Linked DNA regions of Homo sapiens: region 2 is linked to region 1. A link is a loop called in an ENCODE intact Hi-C map of the cell type or tissue named here. Cell type or tissue: ascending aorta. All regions are shown on one strand. Links, peaks and the distances in the headings refer to the core of each region. The heading gives the core; the rest is flanking DNA.

Evidence for each region. Hi-C counts contacts between places; a loop is a spot of excess contacts. Peaks named below come from ENCODE experiments on the same cell type or tissue, not always from the same donor. Only the 100,000 strongest peaks of a DNase experiment are listed, where the experiment ranks them.
Region 2: a loop joins it to region 1, with 4 times the contacts of the local background. A loop is called at or near these places in 19 of 110 quality-filtered maps.

The regions. Positions count from the first base shown.
Region 1 is chr5:154,063,251-154,078,744 of GRCh38, reverse strand. No RefSeq gene overlaps it. Among named protein-coding and RNA genes, the nearest start is that of MFAP3, 32 kb to the right of the region's middle. RefSeq lists an enhancer at 6,302-6,351. In ascending aorta, for the core only: a CTCF peak has its summit at 6,267 (motif pointing left); a DNase peak (open chromatin) is centred at 6,244; H3K4me3 peaks cover 333 bases; H3K27ac peaks cover 277 bases.
Region 2 is chr5:154,632,017-154,647,510 of GRCh38, reverse strand. No RefSeq gene overlaps it. Among named protein-coding and RNA genes, the nearest start is that of MIR3141, 44 kb to the right of the region's middle. RefSeq lists an enhancer at 1-306. In ascending aorta, for the core only: CTCF peaks have their summits at 4,875 and 7,072; no DNase peak of the experiment used is centred there.

The DNA of each region.
Region 1 (15,494 bases), core at 2,427-10,426:
CTGCTGCCCAAATGGCCATGAGACTAAACAGCTCTTGAACTTGAAGCAGAATAAAGGTTAAAAGCATGGGCTTGGGAATTAGAATGACTTGGGTTTGCTGCTCACCCTGCAAAGGGTATTATTTTCTTTTTACACAGGAGGAAATTGCAGCTCAGTGGGGTGGAGTAATTTGCCCAATGTCACATAGCCAGCAAATTGACATCAGTTCCACAAACATGAAATTTGGTTCTAATCCAAAAACCCTGGGGCCAGCTGCATGTCATCATGATGCTTCCTTTTCTTGTTTCTAATTTCCATGATAAAGAGGGGGAGAGCTTGAGAAGGATTTAGAGTGGGAAATAATGCCGATGGCTTAGGACAACATTTTGATCAATGGAGGAAGAAGAATGCAGTCCCCAGAGACCATAAGATATAACTGAAAGAGCACAGGGCTAGATCTGCTTCTTCCCTTACCAGTGAACCCTGGATGTGTACCTGGGCAAATGTAATGATAAGAGGCAGCATTTATTGAGTTCATATGGAGTGCTTTCTAATACCTTTATCTTATTTTCCCTTCACAACAACTCTGAGATTTTAATCCCCATTGCACAGATGAACAAGGTGAAGCTCAGAAAGGTCATTTAAATTCCCAGGGTCATAGAACTAGTGAGTGGTGCAGCTGGGATTTGAATGCTAGTCTGTCTGGTTACAAGTCCAGGTTTTTCCAATGCAAAACATCCTCAAGAGTCTACTTTCCTGCCTAGGTGAGTCCACAAATGAAGTTGTACAATGTATGCTCTGTAACTTTAGAATTGGAGGTGACTCACGTTGCAATCTTACCATGTGCTTGGCAATGTGCAAGGCCAGTCCTTCCAAATGACCCTGTGAACTCAGTGCTAATAGTATTCTCTATCAGTAGATTTGGCAACTGTGGCTCATAGACCTTAAGTAACTTGTTCAAAGTCATTCAGCTAGTAAGAAACAGGCTGGGGTTTGAACCCAGGTCAAATCCACTTCAAAGCCTGTGCTCCTAATAGGATGACCAAATAGTTTGTCACCCAAACCAGGACACTTTTGAGAGTGAAAGGCACTATTAATAATTATGTCAAGACAGCAGGCATAAACTTCAGTTCTTGACTACTGTGCTTATCCAAATGGGCTCTTTCTATCCCTCAGACCACCATGAATCATAACGTGGAGAAGAAACCCATTACATCTGGCACCACCATCATTTTCATTATTACCATTTACCTAGACAGCATTGTAAGAAAGAGGTAAAGTCCTGTGGGAATGAGGCATTTGAAACTTGGTGCTTGAGAATTTTAGAAAGGGGTGAATGTAATTGCCTCGGGAGTTGCTATAAGAAGCAGTAACAGGGCAGCTGGGACCCTCCTCGCCTTTCCTGCACTCTCTTGACTGCAGGCACTGGGTGGAAAGGAGAGATGGATTAAAAGAGAGCTCCAAGGAAATGGAGATGAATGCCTTTAGATTTGGTATGATAAGAAGAAGGGCATTTCTCAGATACATAAAAGAGACCAGATCATTATCAAGATAGTGCTTGAAAACACACATACCTCTAACCCAGGACTAGTATCACATGGTGGCAATGGTGGTGGTTGTCTCAACTGTACTCTTGGAGGTGTGCTGGGAGGATTTTCTGCTTCAGAATTCCCAGAATTCTACCTTAAGTGCCTTAACCTTCGAGTAAAGGTTCATTTCTCTAGGAGATCAGTTTTAAAAAGAAACCACCATAGAACCATTTGAGTCCACTATCAGTCATGAACATGGGGGAGTTTATTACATAGCAGACTTTCTTTTGAATCTTACAGTTGTTTAGGATGTTGGAAAGGTGAGTTTTGATAGAGAAATGGGCATAGGGGAAGCTTTGGGACCTGGGTTTTTGCCTAGAGAAGGCACCTTAGTGTGGGGTCGTGGGTAGCCAGAAGCCTAAGTGGTACACAGCAGAGCAAGAGTACTGGGGAGAAGATGGCAGTGGGAGGGTAAAGTTCACCACCGTAGCGTTGACTATGCCAAGTTCCAGGGCCAATGGCTCTGCAGAGAACTAGCAAGGTCATGGGAGTCAGAGTGGTACAAGGCAAAGAGGACAGGGAGCCAGGACCCTGGGGTGCTGAGGCCAGCTCTGTTAATGAGAGTCTCTGAGCAAGTTAATCTCCCTATGATGCCTCATCTACCACATATAAAGCTTGGCTGAAAATGTAATAATCTCTATGGTCTTTTTCAGCTCTAATACCACATGTGACTCTAGACTGTGCCACTAAGTGAATCTTGCTGTACCTAAGTGGGTGGCTTAGAGCTAAGAGGCTCTTGACTGGAGAGCAGGCGTGACCTGAGCCACTGATCTCTGCCCTCCACATTACCCCTTCTCCTCGCCTTAATTCTCTTGATGACCAAGGGAGCTTTTAGCCTCTCCTTCCCTCATTTATCCTTTTAAGCAAGAAAGGAGGGAGGCTGCATAAAGGCTTCCAGTAGCTCTCTCTCTCTCAGGATCCCAGGAGGGAGAAGATCAGAAATTAGCTAAGAGAGAACTGAGAAAAGTTTAGGTCCTAGACTACTAACTGCAGCAAGGATAAAATCTCATCTGGAGATGGCCTGAGGACTGACTACAAAGTCTAGGGGAACACACTGGGTCACAGGGGCTAAGACATTTAGCCTCTTGGTGCTTTGGTTTTTTCATCTTTAATGGGGACACAGGGGTAGACTAATATTTAATGGACCTCTATGTCGACAGTAACTAGGCTGGGTGCTTTAAGTATTATCTAATTTAATCTTCACAACAACCTCCTTTCAGGGGAAATATTATCTTCATCTTTTGGAGGAAAAACCAGCAGTGTAGAGGAGATAAATCACTTGCCCACTTATGCAGTTCAGTAGTAGTAAAGCTGGGCTGGGCGCGGTGGCTCACGCCTGTAATCCCAGCACTTTGGGAGGCTGAGGCAAGTAGTTCACCTGAGGTCAGGAGTTCAAGACCAGCCTGACCAATATGGTGAAACCCTGTCTCTACTAAAAATACAAAAATTAGCTGGGCGTGGTGGCATGTGCCTGTAATCCCAGCTACTCAGGAGGCTGAGGCAGGAGAATTGCTTGGACCTGGGAGGCGGAGGTTGCAGTGAGCCGAGATCACGCCACTGCACTCCAGCCTGGGTGACAGAGTGAGACTCCCTCTCAAAAAAAAAAAAAAAAAAAAAATACAACAACAACAAAAGAAGTAGTAAAGCTGGAATGCACACCAGGTCTGCATGACCCTAAGATTCAAAGCGGGTTTACCACATCCTGCTGCCATTTTCTGAGAAGTCTGATTTCGTCATCCTCCTGGCTCATTCAGCAGGCTCTGACGTGGAGGATGGGGAAGGGAGCTGATTGCCTCGGTCCAAGTCTCATTTATTAATTAGCCTGGCATTTGGGGCAACTTAACCTCTCTGAATTTTAGTTTCCTCATCTATATATAATGGAGGATTAGAATAGTTCTTACCCCATATATTTGTTGTGATGATTAAATAAAATTACATGTAATGGGTTTAAGTGCCTATGGCAAAGGCTCCATAAATTTTAGCTCTTATTATTAATAATATTATTATTCTTTTTTTTTGAGACAGAGTCTCACTCTGTCACCCTGGCTGGAGTGCAGTGGCACGATCTTGGCTCATTGCAACCTCCACCTCCTTGTTCAGGCAATTCTCCTGCCTCAGCCTCCCGAGTAGTTGAGATTACAGGCTCCCACCACCACACCTGGCTAATTTTTGTATTTTTTGTAGAGATGGGGTTTCGCCATGTTGGCCAGGCTAGTCTCGAATTCCTGACCTCAGGTGATCTGCCCCCCTCGGCCTCCCAAAGTGCTGGGATTACAGGTGCGAGCCACCACGCCTGGTCAATAATATTATTATTCTTAAACTGTATGCAAACAACATGCAAATAAATCCTGTGGCTCCCCTGGATCTGTGGTTGGATGGGTCTTCTGTTAAATTCCTGGTGGCTTCAAGTGCCACTAGTAAAAGCTAATAAGTCATCCCACCATCATCAGAAAAACCATCCTGATCCCAGCACTTTGGGAAGCAAAGGTGGGAAGATCACTTGAGGAGTATAAGACCAGCCTGGACAACATAGTGAGACCCTGTCTACACAAATGCATGCACTCACGCATGCGTGTGTTCCCCCCGCCCCCCCCACACAATTAGCTGGGTGTGGTGGTATACACCTGTGGCTCCATCTACTTGGGAGGCTGAGGTGGGAGAATTTCTTGAGCCTAGGAGGTAAAGGCTACAGTGAGCTATGATTGTGCCACTCACTCCAGCCTGGGCAACAGCGTGAGATCCTCCCTCTCTTTGACTCTCTCTCTCACACACACACACACACACACACACACACACACACAAAAGAAAAACCATCCTGACATTTCCACAATTCACAAGGAGGGTTTACAATATTTCATCATTTGATTAATACCCATGAAGTAGGGAACACAGGTATGCTGACCACCTTCTTCATATGTAAATCTTGAGTCACACAGATAGAAGTGGGACAGAAATCTTAAAAATTTTTGTAGAGATAGGGTCTTGCTATGTTGCCCAGGCTAGTCTCAAACTCCTGGCCTAAAGTGATCCTCCCGCCTCAGTCTCCCAAATTGTTGGGATTATAGGTGTGAGCCACTATGCCTGGCTCCCTTTTTTTAAAAAAAATTTCCAAGCCCAGACCTTTTATATACTGTATCATAGAGAATAAAACTGGGTGAGTTTTATGGAGAACTGGGTCTCAGTTTTATATATTATGTTATCTACACGTGTGTGTGTGTGTGTGTATGTGTAAATATATGCATATATATACATATATATGCATATGAATATGTAGATGGCTATATTAATGAGGTGTAGGGAGACCCCCTGAAACTATTGCTACGGAATAAAAGATGAAATGCTCCTGATTATTGTAAATACAAAATTGCATGCAGGATTGTGTAAAGACAATGCCAGGTTGGACTGCCAGAATGAGCCAACAGCGCGTGATGTGCTTCCCCCTGCAGAGAGCCTAAGAATGGACGTGCAGTCAGGGAGGTTTCACATCACCAAGATTCCTATCCCAGAAAAGCAGATGCTCATAGCTCTGGGAATGGAATGAGACCCTTGTGGAGAGTCTATAAATGGACGCATGGGGGGCGCCTGTCCATATGGATAAGATAGGGCTATAAATGCCCTCATCTTGCCACAGCTCTTCTAGGACTTTTTAGGGTTAAGGCATACTCCCTTCTGAGAATTTCTGGTCTACCCGATTGTCTAGCTTCACGTCCTGTTTCTATGGATTGTTTGTAACCAGCTTTTGCTGCAACTGTTACTGCTGATTAATATCTTGCTAATCATAGATTATGGAAAGACTGTGTTTCTGTTTTAAGGCTCTGTTAGAAATTACTGATGCACACACTATATTGTAAATTATTTGTATACTGTACTTCTACATACAAATGCACTGTACTTCTACATACAAATGTTATGTTAAAGAATTACTTCATCCCCATGTGACCATCTCACCTCATAATCAAACGACCCTAAATCCCTCACTAACCTACCCCCGCCCTCACTAAACTTAATAATAAATGCTGGTATATCCAGTGCATTGGTGGCACCGCGGGACCAAAAGGCGGTGACCCCCTGGACCCAGCTTTCACTATCTTGTGTGTGTCTATTATTTCTCAACCTGCCAATCCACCTAGGAACAAAGAGAGAGCCCCGTCGCATTGCGGGCTGCTGGCCAGATCCCGCACTAATGAGGGAAGGGCAAAGAACAGGCCCTGGAACTTTCCTGATTCAGGAAGGGAAGCATTCAAGCTAGGCTCTATGCCTGTCCCTCTGCAATTTTTAGAAATTTAATTTCTGGACTACAACTCAGAGTGACTCCCCAACTCTATCTAATTCAGCTCCTGGGCTGTATGTACCAGGACCAGGCCAAGTTCATTTCTCTCCCGCCGGCTTTCTGCAGGAACTGGCGTCCATCAAACCCCATTGAGTATTTGTTGAAATGCTCTCACTTTGGTGTGTTCCCTTCAAAAAGCTTACTCAATATGGGCTGCAGCTGATCTCTAGGAGCCAACAGGGTTGGTGTTGAGCACGAGGCTCTGGGGGGGCGATAATAAACATGTTTCCACGTCCCAGCTGTCCGCTTGACCACCTAGGTGCCCCCCTGCTGTTCCCACTCAAAACTCTGCTAGGCCTGCTGGCTGTGGAAGAGCAGCTGCCCGCTCTCCTGTCCATTCCACGACACAACAGCGGCCTCTTGTGGCCATCACCAGCTCTACAGGTACTATTGTCTGGTCTCAGTGGGTTTCAGGGTTTTCTTCATTCTTTCGATTTATACTTAGTGAGCTCTACTGTGTGCCAAGCATGGTCCTAGGCACTATGGACAGAGCAGTGAGCAGAACAAAGTCCTTGCTCTCCTAAGGGTGGGCAAGGTGGGCCTGAGAAGTGCTTCATGGCCAGTGTGGGGGCTTTGACTTTTATTCTGAGAAGCCATTGGAAGTTTCTGGGTAGAAGAGTACCACAATCTGACTTAAGAAAAGAAAAGGAAAAAACCCATGCTTGTGCCTGAGTCCTATCCCCAAAGATTCTGATTAGATTGGTCTGAGATATGGCCTGGAGATTAGAATTTCTAAAACTCTCCAGGTGTTTCTAATGTGCAGCCAAGGGTGGGATCACTCTGGTTTCTGGATAGAGAATGGACTAAAGGGGCCAAGGGAAGAAGCAGGAAGTATAGTTGGGAGGCTATTGCTATAATAGAGGTGAGACATGCGGCTGGCTCAGACCTCAGTGGAAACAGTGAAGGTGAAGAGAAGTGGTTAGATTCTAGATTTATCTTAAAGGTCGAACTCTCAAGGTTTGCTGATGGATTGGATGCAGGGTGAAAGAGAAAAGTGAAAAGTCAGGATGACTTCCAGAGTTTTACTCCAAGCAACTAGAAGGAGGCAGTTTCCATTTGCTAAGGTGGGGAAGACTGCAGAAGGACCAGGTTTCACCAGAGAGGGGAATCAGGAGTTCGATTTCATACATGTTAAGTTAGAGATGTCTATTTGAGATCCAAATAGAGATGCTGAAAGGGTGTGTTCAGGAGAAATGTTCAGGCTGGATATCTAAGTTTATGTGCCATCAGAGATGGTATTTAAAGCCTTATGGCTGGATGGGATCAGTTAGGGAGGAAGCAAAGATAAAAGAGAGAAGTCCAGGGAATCCCCCAGGGCACTCCAGTATAGGAAGGAAATAGGTAGAGAGTCAGGAGTGAGTGATGCTCCAGGAACCCAAGTGAAAAAGTGTTTTAAGAATGAAGGAGTTGTCAATAGTCACGAGCTGCTGACCGGCCAAGTAAGATGAGTACTGAGAACTGACCACTGGAATTAGCAGCCTGGAGGTCACAGAAGACCACAACATCATGGGAGGGTTTGGGAGAGGGGCAAGGGCCTCTTTGTAGAATGGGAGGAGAAGATTTGGGGACAGAGAGAATAAAAATTCTTTTGCAAAATTTCACTGTAAAGGGAGGGTGTTGGAGAACAGAATCAAGAAAGGTTTTTTTGTGTGTTTTAATATGAGAGAATTAGCATGTTTATATTTTTGTTGGAAGAGATCCTCCAGCACAGGAAAAAATGAGTAGATACTTTAATAGAAACAAACATTTATTAAGCACATTTTTATATTCCTGACACTGTTTAATGCTGCACATGAATTATTTTTCCTCACATTTCTTTCTCACTACAATCCTATGAGGAGGTTTTATTATTATTATTTTTAACTTTTAATTTTTGTGGGTACATAATAAGTGTATATATTTATGGGTTACATGAAATATTTTGATTCAGGCATGCAATATGTAGTAATCATATCTGGGTAAGTCCCCTCAAGCATTTATCCTTTGTGTTACAAACAAGCCACTCACACTCTTTTAGTTATTAAAAAGTGTACAACTAAATTATTTTTGATTACAGTCACCCTGTTGTGCTAGCAAATACCAGGTCTTATTCATTCTTTCTATATATATATATATTTTTTGAGATGAGTCTAGCTCTGTCACCCAGGGTGGAGTGCAGTGGTATGATCTCAGCTCACTGCGACTTCCACCTCCCGGGTTCAAGCAATTCTCCTGCCCCATCCTCCCAAGTAGCTGGGACTACAGGCACACACCACCACACCTAGCTAATTTTTTGTATTATAGTAGAGACAGGGTTTCACCATGTTGCCCAGGCTGGCCTTGAACTCCTGATCTCAGGCAATCCACCCACTTCGGCCTCCCAGAGTTCTAGGATTACAGGCATGAGCCACCATGCCCTGCCTCATTCTATCTTTTTTTTTTTTTTTTATACCCATTAGCCATCCCTACTTCCCTCTGTCCCCCACTACCCTTCCCAGCCCCTGGTAATTATCCTTCTTCTCTCTTTTTTTTTTTTTTTTGTTTTTTGTTTCTGAGACACAGTCTTGCTCTGTAGGAGATGGGTCAGACTGGTGGGAGAAACTATAGGGAAAGGAGCAGGCCTTCTGAAAGGTTGGAAGGATCTGCATAGCTTCGGGGGAGAATAGCTGAAGGCAGCTGTTCTCTGACCCTGAGGCAGAGGGCAAGGAATAGGTGCAAGGGAGTGTAGGGGAATTTATCTTGATCAAGCTTGTTTACTTATTGTTGACCAGGAACTGGCCTTTGATCATCCACCCGTGATGTTCCCTGAAAGGGGAACAATAAATGTTAATTACCTGCAGGTTGTGTTGGCTCCAGGTTTTCGGCACTGTGCCTACACTGAATAAAGCAAGCAGCTCCAGCTTCTCGGGGCTGCTCTCTGGCCACTACAGCCAGGCAGTCACCTAGCTGCTCTTATACTGCATACCTGTGTCTGAGTACTCATTTCATCTGTTGGCTAGGGTCTGCGGGACAGACCTGGTATTGCTCTGTTGCCCAGGCTGGAGTACAGTGGCATGATCTTGGCTCATTGCAACCTCTGCCTCCTGAGTTGAAGTGATTCTCATGCCTCGGCCTCCCAGGTAGTTGGAATTACAGGCATATGCCACCACGCCCAGCTAATTTTTGTATTTTTAGCAGACCCATGGTTTTGCTACATTGGCCAGGCTGGTCTCAAACTCCTGGCCTCAAGTGATCCACCCACCTTGGCCTTCCAAAGTGCTAGGAGTACAGGCATCAGCCACCACCCCTGGCCCATCCTTCTAATCTCTATCTCCATGAGTTCAATTGTTTTAATTTTCAGCTTTCACAAATAAGTGAGAACATGAAAAATTTGTCTTTCTGTGCCTGGCTTATTTTACTTAACATAATGATTGAGGAGGCTCTATTATTATCTTCAATTTATAGACAAGGGAGCCTGAGCTTTGAGAAAGAAACTAACATTTCCACAGACACATAGCCAATAAAATGGGAGAGCAGACGTTCTGCCCTGGAATCCCCTTCAGAGCTAGAGTCCTTAACACCTGCCCTGCACAGCCCAGCCATCAGCCTTCCAGCACACTCTTTTAAATGCCTGAATTTTTGGTGCTCAGCTAGAAGGGATGAAATGACTCAAAAGACCATCAAAGAAATCAACAATCAAAAGTAATCATGATGACAGCACTATCTTATAAAGTCCCCAAGTGTCTAGAAAAGCTTCCACAATTATTTCGCTCTTTACTCTGTCATCCCAAACACAGTGTTGCTGTTGCACAGAGCTGTTTACTGCCTGGAACAACCCGGGCACTCAACCTGACCATGCTTGTAGTGATGTACATGTCTGCAGGGCACAGCCTGACAGATTCCATTAAACACAACCGCTCCTTTGTTGCCAGCCTTGATGCTCAGATGTACTCCCTACCTCTTCCTCAAACCCACCCCTCTCTGCACGAGGCAGCATGACCTTTCCAGCACAGTGTCTGCAGATGAACACTGCTGGAACAGTCCATATTTTTGGTAAGAAGCCAAAAGAAATGGTAGCTAGACTAAGTTGAATAGTGTCCCCCTATCCAAATTTCATGTCCATCTGGAACCTCAGAATGTGACTTTATTTAGAAATAGGATCTTTGTAGGTATAATTAGTTGAGGTGAGGTTATACTGGATTAGGGTGAGCCCTACTCCAGTGACTGTCCATTCTTATAACAAGAGAAAACAGAGACACAGACACACGGGGAGGACACCACCCATGTGACAATGAAGACAGAGACTGGAGTGATCCAGCTATAAGCCAAGAAACGCCAAGGATTGTTGGCAACACCAGAAGCTAGGAAGAAGCGAGAAAGGATCCTTCCCTAGAGCCTTCAGAGAGAACATGGCCCCTGTCAACGCCTTGATTTCAAAAGTCCAGCCTCCAGAACTGTGAGAGAATACATTTCTATTGTCTTGAGCCATCAGCTTTGTGGTAATTTAGTATGGTAGCTCAAGGAAATTAACGTAGTACCCATTGGTCAGAGCTTGGCAGTACACCTGTGAAGGATTTTGTGGTACCCTCAAGTGCCATGTACATCAATCAGTGCTGCACTGGATTGAGATCACCATTAAGAATGCATTAAGAGGCCTGGAGCAGTGGCTTACACCTGTAATCTCAGCACTTTGGGAGGCTGAGGTGGGTGAATCATCTGAGGTCAGGAGTTCGAGACCAGCCTGGCCAACATGGTGAAACCCCATCTCTACAAAAATACAAAAATTAGCCGGGTATGATGGCAGGTGCCTGTAATCTCAGCTACTCAGGAGGCTGAGGTGGGAGAATCCGGGAGGTGGAGGTTTCAGTGAGCTGAGATTGTGCCATTGCACTCCAGCCTGGGCAACTGAGCGAGACTCCATCTCAAAAACAAACAAACAAACAAACAAACAAACAAACAAAAACCCACCAAAAAGACCCCAAAAAGAATGCATTAAGGAGGGCACAAAATGATACATCTGGGAGGATCTTTGGAGATAATGTAGTTCAGCCAGCTTATTTTAAAGATGTGGAGAGTAAAGTCCAGGTAGGGCAAGGGGCTTGTCCAAGGTCACATGGCCATTTAATTGCAGGCCCCATATAGGTTTGGTTCATACTGCATCCTCTGTAACCTGGAATCCTGCTTGGCACCTAGCAGGTGGTCAATAAACATTTGTTGAATAAGTGAATGAATAGAATGCAAATACACTATCTCTAGCTCAGGATTCCTTTAAATAATGTTCTCGTGATACTTGCTAAGAGTAAAATTAACATTACTTGGTTTAAGCTGGCAATTACTTTTCTTTACATACTCAGGCTAATACCTACCAGCTACAAATTGATTTCATTTTGTTGAAAATGTGAAGGCTTCTTGGAGACTTAGCCAGAGAAAATTTCTAATATTGAAGCATAATGTTTTGTAGTTTTCCCTTTACCATCTAAAAAGGACTTTCTTGTCCCATTGGACATTCCTCTTAATTGCTGAGTTTCCCAAAAAAAAGTGCCACCTAAAATTAACTAATATTATACCAATCCATTGACTGTAGTTATATTTAGCCTCAGGACTTGGAGATAAATTTTGACTGGTTGTTCACAAGGATAAAGGCAACATAACTAATAGCCACCATTTATTTGGCAACTATGATATGCCAGATATTCATTAAGCACTGTGTTACATTATCACCAATCTTCACAATAAAGATTAACAACTTTTACAGTATTGATTTTTCCCTTGCTGTCAAATAAGGCAGCCACTAGCCTTGTAAGAAGCTCTTTTTGGAGACTGACATTAGCAGTGATATGCTCATGGTCTGGCAAACATATAGGAGGATGCTATTCAGAGTTTTCAAACTTTGAAGAACTTATCTTGCAGATAAACTACTTCAAGTGTGCAGTGACATATCTCCAGAGATGTTTGTTGCAGAGATGTTTGTAAAAGCAAAAGATTGGAAACAAACATCCACAATGTCCATCAAGAGGGGTTGGCTAAAGGGTACATTCCATTAATGGAATCCCAGCAAGTCACTCAAAAGACTCAAAAGAATGAGGCAGATCTGTGGGTACTGGTATGTAAAAAAGTCCAAGATATAGGATCTGTAGAGTACAGTCACATTTTTATAAAAATACAATTATATAGAATATATACAGGAAGGGAGGTGGGAAGTAAAGATGGTATATTATTTGTGTAAAATAAAGACAGTTATGGAGAATATATATAGAAAGGAAGGAAGGAAGGGAGGGAGAAAATTCCTGGAAGGATGCATAAAATACTGAATATATGGGTAGTATAACTAGGGAGCCGGAGGTGGGAGGCAAAGAAAAGAGTGTTTCTTTTTTAACCTAAAAACCTTCTACACTGTTCATATTTTTAAACAATGTGCATGGATTAAATTTATAATTTTAAACTGAGTTATTTAAAAATAATAAGAATTTAGAGGGTATGTGACTTGTCATTAATATCCCTGGGGGCTGCAAAGAGACCACAAAGAAACCACCCAAGCTTATTTCTGCACTGATGCTCAGAAATTTTTAAGAAGTTGGCTGTTAGCATAATGTATACTGATACATGAAAGCTCAGGTTAATAACATGCTCAGAATAGACCAGGGATAGCAGCACTGAACACATTCAAAGTGGAGTTGGCCAAGCTGTTAGAGGAAAGATATTCCAGAGAGCAAATGTTGGGCAGATGGGTGGTGCAAGATGCTTCCCAAAATGTTACCAAGTCTCAAAAGGATACAGAAAAATGTAATATGTAACATGAATTCTTAATTTGCAAGAGGCCTCTTTTTCTCTTAAGGAAACATTCATTTCCAAATACTTTCTCCTGCCTTAGTGCTAATGTGTGAGCCATTAGATAGTAAGCTATACAGTCACAGAGTGATCCTAATGTTTACTGATTGCTTTCTCAGAGCCTGGCATTTTAGCCCTCACAACAACCTGATGAGATAGGATTTTCACAAATAAGTGAAGTGATAAAGTAGTAAAAACTTGTCTAAGGTCGCTTGGTGAGCAGGTGGGGGAGTCCTCCTTTGACCCTCCTACCTGCTAATAATGTATGTGCATTTCAGCATTCTAGAGAGGGGAGGGTCCCCTAGGCATCATCTTAGTCTACCAGTAGTGGCCAAGGTGAGCCTAGGACTCAGGTATCCATTCCCAGTGCGAGTTCTTTCACCCTAACCATCTTCCCCTTAGATCTTCCATATGTATATAGGTGTCTTGGACAATGTTGAGTGGAATTTAATTGAGGATATTACATGTCCAGTAATGTAACAGAACTCCAATAATGAGGTTCCTTTCTGAAACTGGCACTCCCCTAACCTGAATACTCCCTTTTATTTTTGCCCTTTTCCCATGTCCTTGAGCACCATCTGTTAATTCCATAGTCTATGAAAGGTGGGTTACTGAGGCACCACTTACTTTAACTTCATCTAAACCAAAAATATATGTGAAAGCAAAGGTTTGTTAGTTCTTTAGCTTTCTTCTAACATATATTTTGAAGTGCAACACTGATCATGTAACTCCTCTCTTTAAAACCATTTAATTTGTTCTTAGAATGAAGATAAATTCCTAGCCTCAGCTTATGAGGGGGCTCTGCAATTGGCTCTGGCCCTCTCTGCAATATCGGGAGCCATGCTGGTCTTCTTTTGTCTGCTCAAATGCACCAGCACCTTGGCTCTTAGCTTTTATAGACTTTGTACATGCTTTTACATCTGCTTGGAACATTCTTCCCCTGAGCATCTCCTTCACAGGAATCAGCTAAAAGACTGCTTCTTTGCAGAGGCTTTTTGCAAGCCCCTGGGTAGGCCTTTGAGACTCTTCTAACACTTGTACTTACTTGATCATGACATGTCTTCCCCAGAAGATTCTGGCCTCCAGAAGGGCAGGGACTACATTTATTACTCTGGGTTTAGTTGTCAGCAACCAGCCTGGCATGTGCTAGGTGCCCTATTAATAGTTGTTGGTTAAATAAACGAGAGGAGAGGAAAACCTATACAATACACATAAGAGCTTAGAAAGCCTAATAGTTTCACACATCTATGATTGCAGAGCTTCTCACTATTTTATACCCAGACATAATAACATATGTTTATAATGATGTCCCCAAGTTATCGACAAAGGCTCTGTTCAGTATGTTGCCAGAGAAGGTGGTACTGAAATTCACTGGAAAACTATTTCTGTTAAAATGTTCAAATGGAAAAATGTCTTCTTCCAATGGGAATACTAACTATCTGAAAAAAAAACAAAACATTTAGCAAAATACCTATTGATGCCAGATAAAATGTTACTGTATTTGAATTAATGTAAGCTGTATTTATAAATTTTTACATTGTATATGGGTAATTTTATTTTTCTCCATTTTATTCAGTCCCCAGGAGGTTCATGGATAAGAAAATAAATGAAGCCGGGTGTGGTGACTCATGCCTGTAATCCCAGCACTTCGGGAGGCTGAGGTGGGCAGATCACCTGAGGTCCTGCCTGGCCAACATGGTGAAACCCTGTCTCTACTAAAATAAAAATCAGCCAGGTGTGGTGGTGGGTTCCTGTAATCCCAGCTACTCGGGAGGCTGAGGCACTAGAATCACTTGAACCTGGGAGGAGGAGGTTGTAGTGAGCCAAGATCACACTACAGCACTCTAGTCTGGGTGACAGAGTGAGACTCTGTCTCAAAAAAAAAAAAAAAAAAAAAAAAGACTGGGCATGGTGGCTCACTCCTGTAATCCCAGGACTTTGGGAGGCCAAGGTGGGTGGATCACAAGGTCAGGAGATCGAGACCATCTTGGCCAACATGGTGAAACCCTGTCTCTACTAAAATACAAAAAAAACCCCAAAAAACAAAAACAAAAACAAAACATTAGCTGGGCGTGGTGGTGCCTGCCCGTAACCCCAGCTACTTGGGAGGCTGAGGCAGGAGAATCACTTGAACCCGGGAGGCGGAGGTTGCAATGAGCTGAGATCGCACCATTGTACTCCAGCCTAGTGACAGAGCAAGAGTCCATCTAAAAAAAAAAAAAAAAAGAAAGAAAATAAATGAACTTCTTTCTCCATTAGCTTGTCATTGCCATTTTCAAATGGCTTGCCCATAAATTCCAATATTTTTCTCAAAAAAAAGTGGTAAACTCTTCAGTCTTTTATTTTCTTACCTACTTCCTTTGTGTTCCAGAAAGCAAGTAGTATATTACCTTCATCTTCATCAAGTAAAGAGGTACATTGAGGCCTAGATGCTAAGTGATTTCCTTAATTTCACATAATTTATCAGTATTGACCCATCCACTACATCTGATGATGCAACAAATATTTAGTGATTGCCACCTTGGTGCCAGGCTCTGTTTTAGCTGCAGGGAATATAAGATAGGTAATGTCTCTATTTTAATGGAGCTCATGTTTTAGATGGGAGAAATAGAGAATAAACAAGAAAATAAATAAAAAAATTAATATCAAATAGTGACAAATACTATGATGAAAATAAAAGAAAAATGAAAAAGAGGGTATTAAACCCTCATCCTAACCCCAACCTAGGAACACCTACTTTAGTATGGTCAGGGAGGCGTCTAATGGTGATAACTAAGCTGAAATCTGAATTCTGAATGCTCATAAACCAG
Region 2 (15,494 bases), core at 3,985-11,984, 570 kb before region 1:
GGAGCTTGCGAGATCACCTGGCTGGGATGAGGTCATCTAAGGTTTAAGAGCGCGGTCGTCTGAGTCTAAAGTCCAGCTCTTTATCTCTGCCGCCGGGGATCCTGGGGCGTAGTGTAAAGGAGGCGGGTGGCTAGGGTCACGTGGCTGATCACCCCAAGAGAAGTCAACCCCAGGCGGGCGGTTACGACGCTCATGCTCCTTAGTGGTCTTCATTTCCGTAATGAGGGGCCGGAGGTGACGGTGCAGCAGGCGGGAGCCAGGGTAAACTTCACCCAGGTGGCCCCAGTGCGAAGGCAGCGAGGCCCTACAGCAAATGGCCAAGGCCGCCTCAGAGGCAAAGCTGCTCTCCCTTTCTCTTTGCTGCCCCATTCTCCCAGTTCCTCCTCAGCCCGGGCCTCCGGGAGCCTTCTGCTGGAAGAGATGTGCTTTCTTTTTTTAGTTTCTTGAGTTTTTTTAGAGACGAGGTCTCGCTCTTCTGCCGCCCAGGTTGGAGTGCAGTGGGGCGAACACGGCTCACTGCAGCCTCCAGCTCCTGGGCTCCAGCAAGCCTCCCGCCTGGGACCAAAGGAGCGCTCCACGGGGCGGGGGCCGCTGTGCGCTTTCTTACTTTGCCCTTTTCATCGCATATTCGGTTGTTCACCCGCGACTTCCTTTCCCGAGGAGCGACGGCGGCGGGGGCTTCTCTCTGCAACCACCACCGGCCCAGAGGAGAGCCCTTGACCAAGGACATCACGAGTACGAAATGACCAAATTTGTTCAGTATTGACTGTATCTAGGAGTATCCTACTCTCAAATAACCCACATGCAAAATCCTGAGGCGGAAGCTACCTTCATCCCTGTTTACAAAACAAACAAACAAAAAACAAAAAAACCCAGGAACCAAAAGATTGAGCAAGGTGTCCAAACCACACAGTTGGTATTTGGTGTCACGTTGGAAGGAGGAAAGGCCACAATTAAAAATTGTTATTCCCGCCGGGTGTGGTGGCTTACACCTGTAATCCCAGCACTTTGGCAGGCTCAGGCAGGTAGATCATCTAAGATCGGGAGTTTGAGACCAGCCTGACCAACATGGTGAAACCCCGTTTCTACTAAAAATACAAAAATTAGCTGGGTGTGGTGGCGCATGCCTGTAATCCCAGCTACTTGGGAGGCTGAGGCAGGAGAATCGCTACAACCCAGGAGGCGGAGGTTCTGGTGAACCGAGATCGTGCCATTGCACTCCAGCCTGGGAAACAAGAGCGAAACTCCATCTCAAAAAAAAAAAAAAAAAAAACCCAAAATTTGTTATTCTTGCGTTCAAGGCATTGTGCTAACACTTTTCTTTTTTTTTTGGAACGAAGTTTCGCTCTTGTTGCCCAGTCTGGAGTGCAGTGGCACGATCTCTGCTCACTGCAACCTCTGCCTCCTAGGTTCAAGTGATTCTCCTGCCTCAGCCTCCTGAGTAGCTGGGATTACAGGTGCCGGCCACCATGCCCGGCTAATTTTTGTGTATTTAGTAGAGACGGGGTTTCACCATGTTGACCAGGCTGGTCTTGAACTTCTGACCTCAGTTGATCCACCTGCCTCGGCCTCCCAAAGTGCTGGGATTACAGGCGTGAGCCACCATGCCCGGTTTGTGCTAACACTTTTCTAGGCATTATCTCATTTAATTACCAGCAGAGGGTGAGTGCTTTAACTCTTTAGAGGAAGCTTAGAGAGGTTGACAGGCCTGCCCAGGCTTATTAGCTGGAGTGTGGATGGACCCACAGCTGACCCTCCTCAGCAGAGCACTCCAGTACCTGCAAAACTGTGGGCAGATGTCTGTGATTCTGAGATCGATTGGGAGTTGGGGTCCGGCTTTTCTTTTCTTTCTTTTTTTTTTGAGTTGTAGTTTCACTCTTGTTGCCCAGGCTGGAGTGCAGTGACAGTGATCTCAGCTCACTGCAGCCTCCACCTCCCCAGCTCAAGTGATTCTCCTGCCTCAACCTCCTGAGTATCTGGGACTACAGGTGACCACCACCATGCCTGGCTAATTTTTTGTATTTTTAGTAGAGACGGGGTTTCACCATGTTGTCCAGGCTGGTCTCGAACTCCCAACCTCAGGTGATCCGCCCGCCTTGGCCTCCCAAAGTTCTAGGATTACAGGCATGAGCCACTGCGGCCTGCCTGGGGTTTGGCTTTTCAAATCTCAGTAGGTAGGTTGGTTTTTGTTTTTTTTTTTCCCTTTGGTGTGCTGTGGGTTGAGGATGTGGGCACTCGACTCAGTCAGCCTGATTTGGGATCCTGGCAGTGCCACATTCTGGCTGTGGGCCAAGGGGCAGGTCACTCAGCCTCTTTCAGACTCAGTTTCCTCATGTGCAAAATGGGAGTAGTACTGGTACCTGCCTCATAGGGCCTGTGAGAGAAATGCGTGGAGTCACTTAGCACTGAGCCTGGCTCCTAGCAAAAGCTAAAAATACGCAATTGTTGCTCTTAATTATTCTTACAGCCTATAAAACAGCTTTGTGTGCATTATTTGATTTGATTCTCACAATAGCACTGAGAGGATGTACAGGGGCAGATTTATCTCTGTTTTTTTTTTTTTTTTTTTTTTTTTTTAACACAAAGCGACCAAAGTTCAGAGAGGATGAGAGGCCTGGTCTAAGTCACAGGGCCATGACCTCAAGTTCAGGGAGGCTGGTTCCTCTCACCACTGCATTCTCTAAAATACTGTCCAAGGGAAATATAAAGGCAATCACAAATGTAATTTTAAATATTCTAATAACCACATTAGGAATCATAAAAGCAAACAAGTGAAAGTAATTTTAATAAGATATTTCATCTACTATATAAAAATATTACATTTTAACATGTAATCAATATAAAATCATTACTTTTAGGGAAAAGAAAGAGAGATCAGACTGTTGCTGTATCTATGTAGAAAAGGAAAACATAAGAGATTCTATTTTGACCTGTACCTTAAACAATTGCTTTGCTGAGATGTTGTTAATTTGTAACATTGCCCCAGCCACTTTGCCCCAACCTTGAGCTCACAAAAACATGTGTTGTATGGAATCAAGGTTTAAGGGATCTAGGGCTGTGCAGGATGTGCCTTGTTAACAAAATGTTTACAGGCACTATGCTTGGTAAAAGTCATCGCCATTCTCTAGTCTCAATAAACCAGGGGCACAATGCACTGTGAAAAGCCACAGGGACCTCTGTCCTGAAAAGCTGGGTATGGTCCAACGTTTCTCCCCATGTGATAGTCTGAAATATGGCCTCGTGGGATGAGAAAGACCTGACCGTCCCCCAGCCCGACACCTGTAAAAAGTCTGTGCTGAGGTGGATTAGTAAAAGAGGAAAGCCTCTTGCACTTGAGATAGAGGAAGGCCACTGTCTCCTGCCTGCCCCTGGGAACCGAATGTCTCGGTATAAAACCTGATTGTACATTTGTTCAATTCTGAGATGGGAGAAAAACCACCCTATGGTGGGAGACGAGACATGTTGGCAGCAATGCTGCCTTGTTATTCTTTACTCCACTGAGATGTTTGGGCAGAGAGAAACATAAATCTGGCCTATGTGCACATCCAGGCATAGTACCTCTCCTTGAACTTAATTATGACATAGATTCTTTTGCTCACATGTTTTTTTGCTGACCTTCTCCTTATTATCACCCTGCTCTCCTACCACATTCCTTTGGCTAAAATAATGAAAATAATAATCAATAAAAACTGAGGGAACTCAAAGACCAGTGCTGGTGCAGGCCCTCCGTATGCTGAGTGTCGGTCTCCTGGGCCCACTGTTGTTTCTCTATACTTTGCCTCTGTGTCTTATTTCTTTTCTCAGTCTCTTGTCCCACCTGGTGAGATATACCCACAGGTGTGGAGGGGCGGGCCACCCCTTCATCTGGCGCCCAATCTGGGGCCTTTCTCTAGGGTGAAGGTATGCTAAGAACGTGAACATTGAGAACAGCTGATGAGAGATTCCCAAGTATGTCCACGGTCAACCTTGCGGTAAGCTTGTGTGCTCGGAGGAATCCAGGGTAACAATGGGGCAAGCTGAAAGTAAATATGCCTCTTATCTCAGCTTCATTAAAATTATCTTAAGAAGAGGGGGAGTTAAAGCTTCTACAGAAAATCTAATTATGCTATTTCAAACAATAGAACAATTCTGCCCATGGTTTCCAGAACAGGGAACTTTATATTTAAAAGATTGGGAAAAAATTGGCAAAGAATTAAAACAAGCAAGTAGGGAAGGTAAAATCATCCCACTTACAGTATGGAATGACTGGGCCATTATTAAAGCAACTTTAGAACCGTTTCAAATAGAAGAAGATAGTGTTTCAGTTTCTGATGCCCCTGAGAGCTGTGTAATAGATTGTGAAGAAGAGGCAGGAACAGAGTTCAAGAAAGGAATGGAAAGTTCACATTGTAAAAATGTAGCAGAGTCTGTAATGGCTCGGTCAATGCAAAATTGTTGACTATAATCAATTACAGGAGGTAATATATCCTGAATCATCAAAATTGGCAGAAGGAGGTCCAGAATTATTTGGGTCATCAGAGTTTAAACCACGACGGCCATCAACTCCTCCTCCTGCGGTTCAGATGCCTGTGACATTACAACCTCAAATGCAGGTTAGACAAGTACAAACTGCAAGAGAATATCAAGTAGAAAAGGATAGAGTCTCTATCCCGGCAATGCCAATCCAGACACAGTATCCACAATATCAGCTGGTAGAAAATAAAACCCAACCACTGGTAGTTTATCAATACTGGCCGCCAGTCAAATTTCAGTATCAGCTGCTTCCAGAGGTTCAGTATAGATCTCAGGCGGGGTGTCCTGTCCCAAATAGCAGGGCACTATATCAGCAACCCACAGCGATGGCGTTTGATCCTACAGCACCAGCTAGTGTACAAGATAGTACACTGCATAAAACCATTAGCCAGAAAACAGGGAGATCTTGAGGCATGGCAGTACCCGGTAATTTTACAACCGATACTGGCTGGGAAAGGGAGTCAAGCAGGAGCCTCTGTCCAAACTGAGATTAGATATGAATCTTTCACCCTGAAAATGTTAAAAGATATGAAGGAAGGAGTTAAACAATATGGACCCAACTCTCCTTATATGAGAACATTATTAGATTCCATTGCTCATGGAAATAGACTTATTCCTTATGATTGGGAAATTTTGGCTAAGTCTTCCCTTTCACCCTCTCAGTTTCTACAGTTTAAAACCTGGTGGATTGATGGAGTACAAGAACAGGTAAGGAAAAATCAGGCTACTTATCCTGCTGTTAATATAGATGCAGACCAATTGCTAGGAACAGGTCCAAATTGGAGCACTATTAACCAACAATCAGTAATGCAGAATGAGGCTATTGAACAACTAAGGACTATTTGCCTCAGGGCTTGGGAAAAAAATTCAGGACCCAGGAACCTCCTGCCATTCTTTTAGTTCAATCAGACAAGGCTCTAAGAGCCATATCCAGACTTCGTGGCAAGGTTGCAAGATGCCGCTCAAAAATCTATTGCAGATGATAACGCCTGAAAAGTTGTTGTAGAAATAATGGCTTATCAAAATACAAATCCAGAATGTCAATCAGCCATAAAGCCATTAAGAGAAAATGTTCCAGCAGGAGTTGATGTAATTACAGAATATGTGAAGGCTTGTGATGGGATTGGAGGAGCTATGCATAAGGCAATGCTATTGGCTCAAGCAATTACGGGGGTTGCTTTAGGAGGACAAGTTAGAACATTTGGGGGGAAATGTTATAATTGTGGTCAAATTGGTCATCTAAAAAAGAATTGCCCAGTCTTAAATAAACAGAGTAAAAATAAAGAGCCACCTGGCCTGTGTCCATAATGTGAAAGAGGAAAACACTGGGCTAAGGAATGTCATTCTAAATTTGATAAAAATGGGCAACCATTATCGGGAAATGGGAAGAGGGGCCAGCCTCAGGCCCCGCGACAAAGTGGGGCGTTCCCGATTCAGCCATTTGTTCCTCAGGGTTTTCAGGGACAACAACCCCCACAGCAAATACCACCATTTCAGGGAATCAGCCAATTACAACAATACAACAGTTCTCCCCCACCACAGCGGGCAGCACAGCAGCAGATTTATGTTCTACTCAAAGGGTTTCTTTACTCCCTGGATAGCCCCCGCAAAAGATTCCTACAGGGGTATATGGTACACTGCCAGAAGGGATGGTAGGCCTTATTTTAGGAAGATCAAGTCTAAATTTGAAGGGAGTCCAAATTCATACTGGGGTAATTGATTCAGATTATAAAGGGGTAATTCAGTTAGTGATTAACTCCACTGTTCCCTGGAGTGCCAATCCAGGTGATAGAATTGCTCAATTATTGCTTTGCCTTATATTAAAATTGGGGATAGCAAAACAGAAAGAACAAGAGGGTTTGGAAGTACCAACCCTGCTGGAAAATCTGTTTATTGGAGTAGTCAGTTCTCAGAGAATAGATCTGTGTGTACAGTCACTATTCAGGGAAAGCAGTTTGAAAGATTAGTGGATACTGGGGCTGATGTTTCTATCATTACCTTAAATCAGTGGCCAAAAAATTGGCCTAAACAAAAGTCTGTTACAGGACTTGTTGGTGTGGGCGCCACCTCAGAAGTGTATCAAAGTGCCATGATTTTACATTGTCTAGGACCTAATAATCAAGAGAGTACAGTTCAGCCTATGATTACTTCTATTCCAATTAATTTATGGGGCCGAGACTTGTTACAAGAGTGGCATGCAGAGATTACTATTCCAGTCTCCCTATACAGCCCCACAAGTCAAAAAATCATGACTAAAATGGGATATCTCCCTGGCAAAGGACTAGGAAAGAATGGAGAAGGCATTAAAGTCCCAATTAAGGCTAAGGAAAATCCAGAAAGAAAAGGAATAGAGTATCCTTTTTAGGAGTGGCCACTGTAGAGCCTCCAAAACCCATTCCATTAACTTGGAAAACAGAAAAGCCTGTATGGGTAAATCAGTGGCCACTACCAAAACAAAAGCTGGAGGCTTTACACTTATTGACAAAGGAACAATTAGAAAAGGGACATAATGAGCCTTCATTTTCGCCTTGGAATTCTCCTGTGTTTGTAATTCAGAAAAAATCAGGCAGATGGCGCATGCTAACTGACTTAAGAGCTGTTAATGCAGTAATTCAACCCATGGGGCCTCTCCAACCCGGGCTGCCCTCTCTAGCCATGATTCCCAAAGATTGGCCTTTAATTATAATTGATCTAAAGGATTGCCTTTTTTACCATTCCTCTGGCAAAACAGGATTTTGAAAAATTTGCTTTTACTATACCAGCCATAAATAGTAAAGAACAAGCCACCAGGTTTCAGTGGAAAGTGTTGCCTCAGGGAATGCTTAATAGTCCAACTATTTGTCAGACTTTTGTAGCTCAGGTTCTTCAACCAGTTAGAAACAAGTTTTCAGACTGTTATATCATTCATTATGTTGATGATATTTTGTGTGCTACACAAATGAGACAAATTAATTGACTGTTACACATATGTAGTACAGGCTACAAAGGATGTTGAGACAGCCCTAATCAAATATAGTATGGATGATCAGTTAAATCAGCTGTTTAATTTGTTACAACAAACTGTAAGAAAAAGAAATTTCCCATTTTATATTACTCATATTCAAGCACACACTAATTTACCAGGGCCTTTAACTAAAGCAAATGAACAAGCTGACTTGCTACTATCATCTGCGTTTATGGAAGCACAAGAACTTCATGCCCTGACTCATGTAAATGCAACAGGATTAAAAAATAAATTTGATATCACATGGAAACAGTCAGTGTCGAGTCCTACACCTACCCACTCAGGAGGCGGGAATTAATCCCAGAGATTTATGTCCTAATGCATTATGGCAAATGGATGTCACACATGTACCTTCACTTGGAAAATTGTCATTTGTCCATGTGACAGTTGATACTTATTCACATTTCATATGGGCAACCTGCCAGACAGGAGAAAGTACTCCTCATGTTAAAAGACATTTACTATCTTGTTTTGCTGCCATGGGAGTTCCAGAAAAAAATTAAAACAGATAACGGGCCAGGATACTGTAGTAAAGCATTTCAAAAATTCTTAAATAAGTGGAAAATTACACATACAACAGGAATCCCTTATAATTCCCAAGGACAGGCCATAATAGAAAGAACTAATAGAACACTTAAAGCTCAATTGGTTAAACAAAAAAAAAAAAAAAAAAAAAGAAAGTAAGGAGCATAACACTCCCCAGATGCAACTTAATCTAGCACTCTTTAAATTTTTTAGACATTTATAAAAATAAGACCACTACTTCTGCAGAGCAACATTTTACTGGTAAAAAAAACAGCCCATATGAGGGAAAACTGATTTGGTGGAAAGACATTAAAAATAAGACATGGGAAATAGGTAAGGTGATAACATGGGGGACAGGTTTTGCTTGTGTTTCACAAGGAGAAAATCAGCTTCCTGTTTGGATACCCACTAAACATTTAAAGTTCTACAATGAACCCATCTGAGATGCAAAGAAAAGTGCCTCCACAGAGACAGAAAACCTGCAATCGAGCATCATTGACTCGCCAGGTGAACAAAATGGTGATATCGGAAGAACAGATGAAGTTGCCATCCACCAAGAAAGCGGAGCAGCCGACCTGGGCCCAACAAAAGAAGCTGACACAGTTAACTGAAAAAAGCCTGAAAAACACAAGGGTAACAAAAACTCCAGAGAATATGCTGCTTCCAGCTTTAATGATTGTATCAACAGTGGTAAGTCTCCCTATGTCTGCAGGAGCAGCTGCAGCTAATTATACTTACTGGGCCTATGTGCCTTTCCCACCCTTAATTCCGGCAGTCACTTGGATAGATAATCCTATTGAAGTATATGTTAATAATAGTGCATGAGTACCAGGCCCCACAGATGACCATGGCCCTGTCCAACCTAAAGAAGAAGAAATGATGATAAACATTTCCATTGGGTATCATTATCCTCCTATTTGCCTGGGGAAAGCACCAGGATGCTTAAGGCCTACAACCCAAAAATTGGTTGGTAGAAGTACCTACTGTCAGTGCCACCAGTAAATTTACTTATTACATGGTAAGTGGAATGTCGCTCGGGTCACAAATGAATAATTTACAGGACTCTTCTTATCAAAGATCATTAAAATTTAAGCCTAAAGAAAAAACTTGCCCCAAGGAAATTCCCAAAGAATCAAAAGACCCAAAAGTCTTAGTTTGGGAAGAATGTGTGGCTGATACTGCGGTGGTATTACAAAACAATAAATTTGGAACTATTATAGACTGGGCCCCTTGAGGACAATTATAGTATGATTGTATGGGCTAGACTCACTCATATTCACAGGCTCCATCTGTCTGGCCCACTAATCCGGCCTATGATAGTGATTTGACTGAAAGGCTAGACCAGGTTTATATAAGGTTAGAATCACCCTATCCATGGAAATGGGGTGAAAAGGGAATTTCATCACCCCAACCAAAGTTAGTTAGTCTTGTTACTGGTCCTGAACACTCAAAATTATGGAAGCTCACTGTGGCCTCGCACCGCATTAGAATTTGGTCTGGAAATCAAGTTATGGAAACAAGAAATTGTAAGCCATATTATACTATCGACCTAAATTCCAATCTGACAATTCCTTTGCAAAGTTGTGTAAAACCCCCTTATATGCTAGTTGTGGGAAACATAGTTATTAAACCAGATTCCAAAACTATAACCTGTGAAAATTGTAGATTGTTTACTTGTATTGATTCAACTTTTGATTGGCAGCACCATATTCTGCTAGTGAGGGCAAAAGAGGGTGTGTGGATCCCTGTGTCCACGGACCGACCATGGGAGGCTTCCCCATCTGTCCATATTTTAATAGAAGTATTAAAAGGAGTTCTAACTAGATCCAAAAGATTCATTTTTACTTCAATTGCAGTGATTATGGATCTTATTGCAATCACAGCTACTGCTGTGGCTGCTGGAATTGCTTTACACTGCTCTGTTCAAGCTGCAAAATATGTAAATAATTGGCAAAAGAATTCCTCAAAATTGTGAAATTCTCAGACTCAAATAGATCAAAAATTGGCAAGCCAAATTAATGATCTTAGACAACTGTCATTTGGATGGGAGATAGGCTCATGAGCCTGAAATATCTTTTTCAGTTACAGTGTGACTGGAATACATCAGATTTTTGTATTACACCTCGAGCCTATAATAAATCTGAACATCACTGGGACACGGTTAGATGCCATTTACAAAAAAGAGAAGATAATCTTACTTTAAATATTTCAAAATTAAAAGAACAAATTTTTGAGGCATCAAAAGCCCAGTTAAATCTGGTGCCAGAAACTGAGGCAATGGTAAAAGCTGTTGATAGCCTCACAAATCTTAACCCTGTCACTTGGGTTAAAACCACTGAAAATTCCACTATTGCAAATTTTGTATTAATCCTTGTATGTCTGTTCTCTCTGTTGTTAGTCTACAGGTGTATCCAGCAGCTTCGGAGACACAGCGACCGGCGAGAACGGGACATGATGATGATGGCGGTTTTGTCAAAAAGAAAAGGGGGATATGTAGGGAAAAGAAAGTGAGATCAGACTGTTACTGTATCTATGTAGAAAGGGAAGACGTAAGAGATTCCATTTTGACCTACACCTTAAACAATTGCTTTGCTGAGATGTTGTTAATTTGTAACATTGCCCCAGCCACTTTGCCCCAGCCATTTTGCCCCAACCTTGAGCTCACAAAAACATGTCTTGCATGAAATCAAGGTTTAAGGGATCTAGGGCTGTGCAGGATGTGCCTTGTTAACAAAATGTTTACAGGCAGTATGCTTGGTAAAAGTCATCGCCATTCTCTAGTCTCAATAAACCAGGGGCACAATGCACTGTGAAAAGCCACAGGGACCTCTGCCCTGAAAAGCTGGGTATGGTCCAATGTTTCTCCCCATGTGATAGTCTGAAATATAGCCTCGTGGGATGAGAAAGACCTGACCGTCCCCCAGCCCGACACCCGTAAAAGGTCTGTGCTGAGGTGGATTAGTAAAAGAGGAAAGCCTCTTGCACTTGAGATGGACGAAGGCCACTGTCTCCTGCCTGCCCCTGCGAACCGAATGTCTCGGTATAAAACCCGATTGTACATTTGTTCAATTCTGAGATGGGAGAAAAACCACCCTATGGCGGGAGGCGAGACATGTTGGCAGCAATGCTGCCTTGTTATTCTTTACTCCACTGAGATGTTTGGGCAGAGAGAAACATAAATCTGGCCTACGTGCACATCCAGGCATAGTACCTCCCCTTAAATTTAATTATGACATAGATTCTTTTGCTCACATGTTTTTTTTGCTGACGTTCTCCTTATTATCACCCTGCTCTCCTACCGCATTCCTTTGACTAAAATAATAAAAATAATAATCAATAAAAACTGAGGGAACTCAGAGACCGGTGCCGGTGCAGGTCCCCCGTATGCTGAGTGCCGGTTTCCTGGGCCCACTGTTGTTTCTCTATACTTTGCCTCTGTGTCTTATTTCTTTTCTCAGTCTCTTGTCCCACCTGGTGCGATATACCCGCATGTGTGGAGGGGCAGGCCACCCCTTCAATTACTGAGCTATTTTACCTCCTTTTTTTGGAACCAAATCTTTGAAATCTGGTTTGTATTTTGTACTTACAACACACCTCAATTGGACACTAAATTTTCACTAGAAACACTTGATCAGTATTTATATGATAAAAGTTACATTTGAAAAATAGCTTACATACCCTAGTTGTTCCAAGCATACTTAAAAGTTTTCCAATAACTGAATCAAATATAAGTTTGTAAATTTAAATTTAAATTAAATAAAGTTTAACATTCAGTTCCTTGGTTGTACTGCCACATTTCAAATGCTCAATAGCCACATGTGGCTATGATATTGGACAGCACACACGTAGAATATTTCTATTATTGCAGAAGTTTCTATTTGTTTTAGCATACTCCCTCATTTCCATCATTCCCTGTGTAAATTAGTATCAAGAGAGAATTATTGGATAAAAAAAGGAAGGTGGTTTTCAGAATACTGAAAGTTGATTTTAAAGAGTAAGATAAAAGTGAGAATAGTGTATTTACAATCATATTTCATAACTTATAAGGATACCCATGCATGTCAGGAAAAAACAGGATTCTCACTATTATTGCTTCTACCCAACATTATATTGGAGGTCTTAGCTAATGTAATAAAACAAGAAAAAGAAAAAAAGTGTAAATCTTTGAAAGGAAGATAGAAAACTCTATTTGTCAATGATAGGATCAGAGGTCTTAAAAACAGAAGAGAATTAATGACACAAACCTTTAAAACCAATTAGAGATTTCAGCAAGAGCTAAGCTATGAGCTCAACATGGAAAAAACCAATAGCTTTGTTGAAATCCAGCAATAATAATTAATCATAGCCCAGGTACAGTGGTTCATGCCTATAATCCCAACATTTTGGGAAGCCAAGGCAAGAGGATCACTTGAGGCCAGGAGTTTGAGACCAGCCTTGGCAACATAGCAAGACCTTGTCTCTAATTAAAAAAAAAAAAAATCAATCATAAACATATAGTAGGGGGAAAAAATATTGGCAAAAGCAAAGCAAAACCAAACATACAACATCTAGAAATACTCCAACCAAAAAACATCTTTCTGAAGGCATTTATGAAACTTTACTGAAAAAGTTAATTAAAGATCTGAATAGGCCAGGTATGGTGGCTCACATCTGTAATCCCAGCACTTTGGGAGGCCGAGGCAGGCAGATCACCTGACGTTGGGAGTTTGAGACCAGCCTGACCAACATGGAGAAACCCCGTCTCTGCTAAAAATACAAAAAAATTACGTGGTGTGGTGGTGCATGCCTGTAATCCCAGCTACTCCGGAGGCTGAGGCAGGAGAATTACTTGAATCTGGGAGGCAGAGGTTGCGGCGAGCCGAGATCGAGCCATTACACTCTAGCCTGGGCAACAAGAGTGAAACTCCATCTCAAAAAAGAAAAAAAAAAAAGATCTGAGGCTGGGTGTGGTAGCTCACACCTATAATCCCAGCACTTTGGGAGGCCGAGGCAGGCAGATCAAGAGGTTAGGAGTTCGAGACCAGCCTGACCAACATGGGGAAACTCCATCTCTACTAAATACAAAAAAAAAAAAAAAAAAATAGCCGGGCATGGTGGCACACGCCTATAATCCCAGCTACTTAGGAGGCTGAGGCAGGCGAATGATTTGAACCCATAGGCAGAGGCTGCAGTGAGCCAAGGTTGCACCACTGCACTCCAACCTGGGCGACAGAGCGAGACTGTCTCAAAAAAAAAAAAAAGATCCTAATCATGGCAAGATATATCATGATCATGAGCAAAAGATGTCAGTTCTTGGCTGGGCGTGGTGGCTTACGCCTATAATCCCAACACTTTGGGAAGCTGAGGTGGATGGATCACCTCAGGTCAGGAGTTTGAAACCAGAGCAGCCAACATGGTGAAACTCTACCTCTAATAAAAATAAAAAAATTAGCCAGGTGTGGTGGCACACACCTGTAATCCCAGCTACTCAGGAGGCTGAGGCAGGAGAATCACTTGAGCCTGGGAGGCGGAGGTTGCAGTGAGCTGAGATTGCGTCATTGCACTCCAGCCTGGGCGACAAGATGCAAACTCCGTCTCAAAAAGAAAAAAAAAAGATGTCAGTTCTCCTCAGTTTAATCTGTAAGTACAAAGCAATCCAATCAAACATCACCAAAATCTTTTGCAAAATTTAATACACTTATTCTAGAGTCACATGGGAGAGCAAAGGATAGGAAATTTATGAAACTAGAAGACCTAGGAGGAGCACTTCTATCAAATAACAAGACTTAGTATAAAGGCTTATTTTATATAATTAAGAGAATATTGTGTCAGAAATACATATTAGGAAAGAGCAAGGCGGGCCAGGTGTGGTGGCTCATGCCTGTAATCCCAGCACTTTGGGAGGCGAGGTAGGAGGATCACTTGAGGCCAGGAGATCCAGACCAGCCTGGCCAACATAGTGAAGCCCCGTCTCTACTAAAAATACATCAATTAGCTGGGCATGGTGGTTCACACCTGCAATCTCAGCTACTTGGGTAGCTGAGGCATGAGAATCACTTAACTTGAACCTGGGAGATGGAGGTTGCAGTGAGCCGAGGTCACGCCACTGTGCATCAGCCTGGGAGACAGATCAAGACCCCGTCTCAAAACAAACAAACAAACAAAAAACAAGAAACAAAAAACAAACAAACAAAAAGAAGGCATAAAGAAAACCTATGTTTCTATTTCACCACTTAGGTTATAGAAGAAACACAAACTAAAATGAGATAGCTGGCCGGGCGTGGTGGCTCACGCCTGTAATTCCAGCACTCTGAGAGGCCAAGGCAGGCAGATCACCTGAGGTTGGCAGTTCAAGACCAGCCCGACCAACATGGTGAAACCCTGTCTCTACTAAAAATACAAAATTAGCCGGGTATGGTGGCACATGCCTGTAATCCCAGCTACTTGGGAGGCTGAGGCAGGAGAATCACTTGAACCTGGGATGTGGAGGTTGCGGTGAGCTGAGATCATGCCGTTGCTCTCCAGCCTGGGCAATAAAAGGGAAACTCCATCTCAAAAAAAAAAAAAAAGATAACTTTTTATACCTAGCAGACTGGCAGAAATTAAAAACGACCATTCTGGCTGGACATGGTAGACCACACATGTAATCCTAGCACTTTGGGAGGCCAAGGTAGGAGGACTGTTTGAGCTCAGGAGTGAGACCAGCTTGGGCAACATAGTGAGACCCCATCTCTATTCTTAAAAAAAAAAAAAAAAGAAGAAGAAAAATGACAATTCCAAGTGTTTGTGAGTGAGTGGAAAAATAGATGCTCCATACATTGCTTGGAGGGAGGTGTAGGGAGTGGGAATGAGTAAAACTTGCCTGGGCAGCAATTTAGCAATATGTATCAAAATTTAATGTGCTATGGCACCTGGAGGTTGTCACCTCTTCAACCTAAAGGTTGCCCTTTGAGAACTTATCCTTGTGTAATGAAAGATGCTCATTACAATATTGTTTATAAGAAAATATTGGAAGCTGCTTAAACATCCATCAATAAAAGATTGGTTAGCCAGGTGTGGTGGCTCATGCCTGTAATCCCAGCACTTTGGGAGGCTAGGAGGGAAAGAGGGAGGGAGAAGGGAAAGAAGGAAGGAGGGAGGGAGGAGGGAAGGAAGAAGGAGGGAGGGAGGGAGGAGAAAGAAGGAAGGAAGGAAGAAAGGAAGGAAGGAGGGAAGGGAGGGAGGGAGGAAGGATGGAGGGAAGGGAGGGAGGGAGGAAGGATGGAGGGAGGGAGAGAAGAGAGGGAAGGAAGAAAGGAAGGAAGGGAGGGAGGGAAGGAGAAAAAGAAAGACAAGTAATAAAGCAAGGTTTAAGAAAGGGAGGGAGGAAGAGCGGGAGGGAGGGAGGGAAAAGGAAAATAAAGGTATCTTAACTTCCTCCTTTAAAATGTTTTAAAGCTCCCTCGATGTCCACTAGGAGGAGACAAAGAAACGA